Linked DNA regions of Homo sapiens: region 1 is linked to region 2. Evidence: chromatin loops called from intact Hi-C (ENCODE). Cell type or tissue: PC-3. All regions are shown on one strand. Links, peaks and the distances in the headings refer to the core of each region. The heading gives the core; the rest is flanking DNA.

Region 1 (2,926 bases), core at 270-2,769, 330 kb after region 2:
TTTTCTTTAATGATTCAATTTAATCAAAGTGTGGATTTTATGGGGAGGGGGACTAGCTGAGACCTTAAGCAAGTCACAATCCATTGATTCCTAGAGTAGGTCACTATGTAGATGTTGAGAGGCACTGTCTGCCTGAGACCAGAAGATGAGGAGTCATTGTTCACAAAATAATGACTTTTTAAATCCTTGTGATAATTCTGCATGCTGGGGTTCCATTAGTATAACTATTTTACAAAAAAGGAAACTAAGGCACATATAAGTAACTTTCCTTGAGTTACAGAGCTAGGAAAGTGGCAGAGCTGGGATTTGAAGCCAGCCTGGCTGCCTCCAAAGGCCACGTTCTCAATTGTTAATCTCTCCTCCAGAATCAACCTCAGCCGACTTTACCTTGAAAGGCATAAGAAGCGTAGCTACTCCCACCTGTCACCAAAGTACAGAAATTTCTGATGTAGAAACTGTTATCCAGTCTTACTACTTGAATCCCTCCAGTGATGGATGGCTCACTACCTCTCAAAGGAAACATTTAGATTGTTGGTGAATTGTAATGATTAAATAGCTTTTTATTATTTATTAATGAGTTCAAACACCCTCCTGGTAGTTTCTAACCTTGATAATAGTGATAGTACCCCTGTACTGAGCTAGTAGTATGTGCCTGGCCTTGTGCGAAGCATTATCTTTTTTTTTTTTTTTTTTTTTTTTTTGAGACAGAGTCTGGCTCTGTTGCCCAGGCTGGAGTGCAGTGGCGTGATCTCGGCTCACTGCAAGCTCCGCTTTCTGGGTTCATGCCATTCTTCTGCCTCAGCCTCCCCAGTAGCTGGGACTACAGGTGCCTGCCACCATGCCTGGAAAATTTTTTGTATTTTTAGTAGAGATGGGGTTTCACCGTGTTAGTCAGGATGGTCTTGATCTCCTGACCTCGTGATCCGCCCACCTCGGCCTCCCAAAGTGCTGGGATTACAGGCATGAGTCACTGCACCCGGCCTCGGCCTCGCTAAGCATTATCTTAATACCTTGTTTAATCATCACAACAAATTTATCTTATCTACAAATATAGGGAAGAGACTCAGAGAGGTAAAGTAATTTGGCGACAAGGAGAAAATCAGGATTAGAATCCTAGTCTGTCTGAATCCAAAATCATCCCAATAAGCAACAGTGTGTTCCAGGGGCAGAACATTTGCCTTTGGAACAATTCATTTCATTGCCTTTCATTTTTATTTACTGAGACTCTGCTGTGGGGGAAGCCTTGTGCCAGCTTTGCGGGCTCATGCAAAGATGTATACAAGGCAGTGTTTGCCAGGAGCTTCCCCTCTAAAAAGAAACATGGGTGAGTATAGTGGCCCAGCTGGATCCAGCTTCACAGAGAGTGAGCCTTTGGCTGGAGGGCAGATGGAGTGGAGCATGAAGAGACAGGTCAGCTGACCACCTCCTTTTTTATGGGTCTCGTGGACTGACCATAGACATAAGGTCATATTTCCTTTTGCTTCCTCCAAGGTGTTTTTGTTTTTTGTTTTTTTGTTTGTTTTATCAGAGTGCTACGTCTTTGGAAGAAGGAACTCTCCACCTAGCACTGCTTCTGGCCTCAGTGTCGAACCTGAGAAAGGAATGAAGGCACAAGCTGAAGCAAGCACTGGGAGGGTGGTAACTGCCTGGGGCTCTGGGAAAAGCTGCCAGGAGCTTACAGTTGAAGATAGTTATCACTACTTCTCTATAATACAATACTGTGTTCTTCAAACAGAAAGCCTATGAAACCTTTCCTGATGCCCTCAAGCAGGGTTAGTCACTTAGCATTCAGTACACACCCCTGCTGTCTGACTCACTTAAGCAGCATTGTATTATAATTGTGTTTACATACTCTTCTTCGCTAGAATGCCAGCTCTCAGGACTATGGTGTCTTACATTATAAATCTCTCCCACATCTGGAACGACATGTGGGAAATGGCTTACTAGAGCACTTATCACATGCTAATATATGTTATGCATTTTACTTATTTATTTTGTTTATTATCTGGCCCTAACTGTCTGTTTTATACACAAATGTATCCTCAGCACCTAGGACAGTAGTCAGCATAGCGTAGGTGCTCAGTAAATGTTTGTTAGATGAATGACCATTCCTGAGACTGGAGGAGGGGTGAGCGGAGAACCAAGCATCAGGAAGTGGGGTGGTTAACCCAGAGAGTGCACATTGCTGGCTAGGGAATAGCAAGCATTCTCTATAATGGTGGGTTAGTGTGTGAATTATCCTCATTCTCAATTTAATTTTGAAAGTAGCATCCGTTTAACAGTGGTCCCACAGTTGAATCAGTTGAATGATAATCCACTATTTTGATGAGCCAATGATTTAAAAACTATGCCATAAAAGCAATATCGAAAAATTTCAAATACCACCTATTTTTAAAAAAACTTCATTGAATATGTTAATGGGTTATCAAAAAAGACTTTTCCTGATTTGTTGGAATTTCATTAGAGGACTAAAGGCTAAGAACACTCTCACATCCTAGAGATGCTAGAACATCTGTGCCAGACTTGTGGAGAGGTTCTCCTGGCACCAGGTCATAACCCACCTCTAACCTTTAGAAGAGCAAGTTGAAGAGGTCATCTGGAAGGACTGTTTTGGAGACAGTTGTAGGTATGCTGATTTTTGCCTTTCCTACCTGTGGTACTTTACCCTTACATTGGACCATGTGAAAAGAGAGCCCAGAGAATCATTCAGACAACTTAATATGGGTTCCCTGGAATTTGCAGGACCCAGCAACTCTCAAGGGAGAAATCTAAAGGCTGCTAGATGTGGCAGAATGAAATACAGAAAGACCTATACTGATATACTGATAGCTGCACTTCTAGCTATGGAAAGCCAAGGGGTGTAGTTCTTATGGACTAGATAAAGGTTTCATGAAAGGACTATCCTGGGATTATTTAAAAAGGGACC
Region 2 (2,926 bases), core at 125-2,624:
CAGCTACAATAAGCTAAAAACCAACTCCCCTTTACTTAGTCTACCACAGCCACTATTTCCATAATGTCTAGTCCCAAACTCCTAATCCCACCTGAGGAGTGGGGAGAGAGCGGGGAACATGTAGTTTTTAGTTCTCAAAACTATCATGAAGCAGATGTGTTTCCTAAGAAAGGAAAATAAATGAGCTTCAAAATATCACACCTAGAGCCTTGACCACTGGGTTCTGCTTCTGGACCTCAGGGGTTCCTCCTCCCTTGCCCTGCTGCTTCATGCCATGGCCCCTCACAAGTCTTTTATTTCAAGAAAAACTCCCATTCACAGATGAGGCTACTAACATATGGTACACACGCTAAATACGGGTAATAAGTGGGAACGAGACAACATTTAATCTGGTGGGTAAAGGCTTATGGAAATCAGTTTCAGATCTGAAAAACTGACATACCTTTTTAAAACACGAAGAGTAGGAATAATAAATATTAGCTGGAAAACCTCAATTCTTTACTAGATTCTGCTTACCCACTTTCCAGCCTCTGACTGCACCTGCTGTTGACACACTGGTGAAGAGCATCTTGCAGGCCAGGGTCAATAGCTGTGTATGTCACCGGCTCCTGGTGGACCTCGCAGCTGGGGTTTCTGTGCAGGAGGTAAGTCTGGAGGTTAAGACGACCACCGCCCACATTCCAAACTCATGCTCCTGGTCCTTAACAGCAGTCAGACAGATTTGGGTTTGAATCCTGGCTTTGCCACTTAGTGTGTAACCTTGTATCAATCACTTAACAACTCTGAGCTTCAATTTACTTATCTTTATATACAGTAGAAGTAATACAAATAACCTAGGCAACATGATGAAACCTCATCTCTACGAAAAGTACTACTACAGCAACAAAATTTAGACAGGCTTGGGAATCACATGCCTGCAGTCCCAGCTACGAGGGAGGTAGAAAGGTGGGAGGATTGCTTGAGCTTTGGAGGTAGAGGTTGCAGTGAGCCATGATCGCGCCACTGCACTCCATCCTGAGCAACAGAGTGAGACCATGTCTCAACAAACAATTATACACACACAATACAAACACACATGACACTCTTAATTTCTAGAGAAGGGGTTTATTACAATTTATTTTCCTGGTGTTAAAATCTGTCACTGATATAAATAATGCTGTAGAACACATCATACGTGTGTAAAAAACACTTGCATATTTATCACAGGGTTAATTAGAACACTAAGTGACTTAATGTGCATAACGTACTCAACACATGGTAGACACTTAGTAAATGCTTGAAACATTCTCACATTTTTTTGTATGTAGCACATACACTCTTAATACTTTTACAGCAGTTAAATTTAAACCTTGAAACAGGCATCATTTTATGGCACTACGGAGCTTGAATTCTGGCTCACTGAACAGTTAGTTCTATCATTAGAATGAATCATCTTTATACGCCCTAACTCAAAACAAATCTATAAGAGACTCACAGTATTACATATGTATTATTATTATTATTATTATTATTATTATTATTATTATTATTATTAATTATTTTACCGGTTCTCTGCATTGGTGAGGTTGCCAGTGCACTCATTGACCTCTAGAGGGCACTCACAAGGACATTCACATTCATTTTGTTCCATTCTGAAAAGCAAAAAGAAAGTTACTATGCAGAAGGTCAATGGCAAACTGTAAGTTGTACATGTGCTGGGGAAGCAAAATAATGAAGCTCTGAGCTAGTTTAAAAGAATAGTAAAAAAGAAGTTACAGCCAAAGGTTAAATACATAAATGGCCTTAATCCATTGTTCTTTGGACAAGGATGCTGCAAACGGCACAGCTCTAAGTGGCTTTGTAACTGTGACTTTTCTTCAGGACACACACCAGCACTTTCTGTTTATTTTGCACTTCAAAATGCCTGACATCAGTTGAAATATTAAACAGTGTGGTGAACACAGAATATGACCCATTGCATTTTTACCGGTGACAGTTGAGACAGAGTCGGTCCACCATGCTGCAGGCACAGAAGGCAAGAGAGTCGCAGGTTTCGTTGACAATGCCAACAAACGCGTTGGTTCCTGGGATCCTTGCTAATCTGTATTTGGAACAGTGGCTGCCATGCACAAGGTTCGTCAAATCCCCCTACAGAACAATCAAGGTATCAGAAATGACAGACAGCAATGCAAAGACTCAGCCCTACCTTGGTGAAAACAACTCTTCAACTACCTACGAAAAATAGCTTAAAATAAAATGTTTCTGATTACAAAAGTCACTGTTAAAAAATATATAGTCACTGTTAAAAATTTAGAAAATAAAAATTATTCATAATCAGAGATATCTCCCATTGAACAGCTGTGTATATATTATGAATTCTTTTATCTGTGCTTATACAAATGTAACTTTTATAACTGTTATTAAAATCTGTTTTTTCTTAACACATAACAATATACCAGGAAAATGAATACTTCAAGAAGCAATAAAAGACAATTTTCAGGGAAGGAATAGTTTAAAATTTATTCACATGCAAACCTAGTTAACCACAAATTGTGCATTCCCCTTTCTTTGGGTGATGAACCTTTTTCCTTTTATAATAATAAAATTATTTAAAAATCAAACCTAACAGGCAAATTTCTGCTTCTAGAATATTTAAATAATCCAACTAAAACAAGTATCCCTTTTCTTCATTCCATAACAAGAAAATGTGATAGCAAGTTTCTTGAATTGCCAATTTTGTTTATCATATTAGAAAATCAAAGATTCCAAAGTGGTATTGTAGAGTTGCATGTAATCATTTTTCTGCATGTGTGTCAGATACACTAGGCAAATTATTTCACCTCAAGCTTGTTTCATGCCATTCACCCTGTATATATGCTTGGTGAGGATTAGCTTAGTTCTGAGAATCATAGCACTCAATGGGTTTTTAGAGGTCTACATGAATTTC

Evidence for each region. A loop is a pair of places that touch in the nucleus more often than their neighbours do. Peaks named below come from ENCODE experiments on the same cell type or tissue, not always from the same donor. Only the 100,000 strongest peaks of a DNase experiment are listed, where the experiment ranks them.
Region 1: a loop joins it to region 2, with 4 times the contacts of the local background. A loop is called at or near these places in 2 of 110 quality-filtered maps.

What each region holds. Positions count from the first base shown.
Region 1 is chr1:64,342,463-64,345,388 of GRCh38, reverse strand. No RefSeq gene overlaps it. Among named protein-coding and RNA genes, the nearest start is that of CACHD1, 130 kb to the left of the region's middle. In PC-3, for the core only: no CTCF peak of the experiment used is centred there; DNase peaks (open chromatin) are centred at 1,648 and 2,088; H3K4me3 peaks cover 1,322 bases; H3K27ac peaks cover 2,500 bases.
Region 2 is chr1:64,674,602-64,677,527 of GRCh38, reverse strand. CACHD1 (cache domain containing 1) reads right to left here. Exons shown (of 27, transcript NM_020925.4): 20 at 1,967-2,127; 21 at 1,545-1,631; 22 at 517-633. Among named protein-coding and RNA genes, the nearest start is that of RAVER2, 69 kb to the left of the region's middle. In PC-3, for the core only: a CTCF peak has its summit at 1,665; no DNase peak of the experiment used is centred there.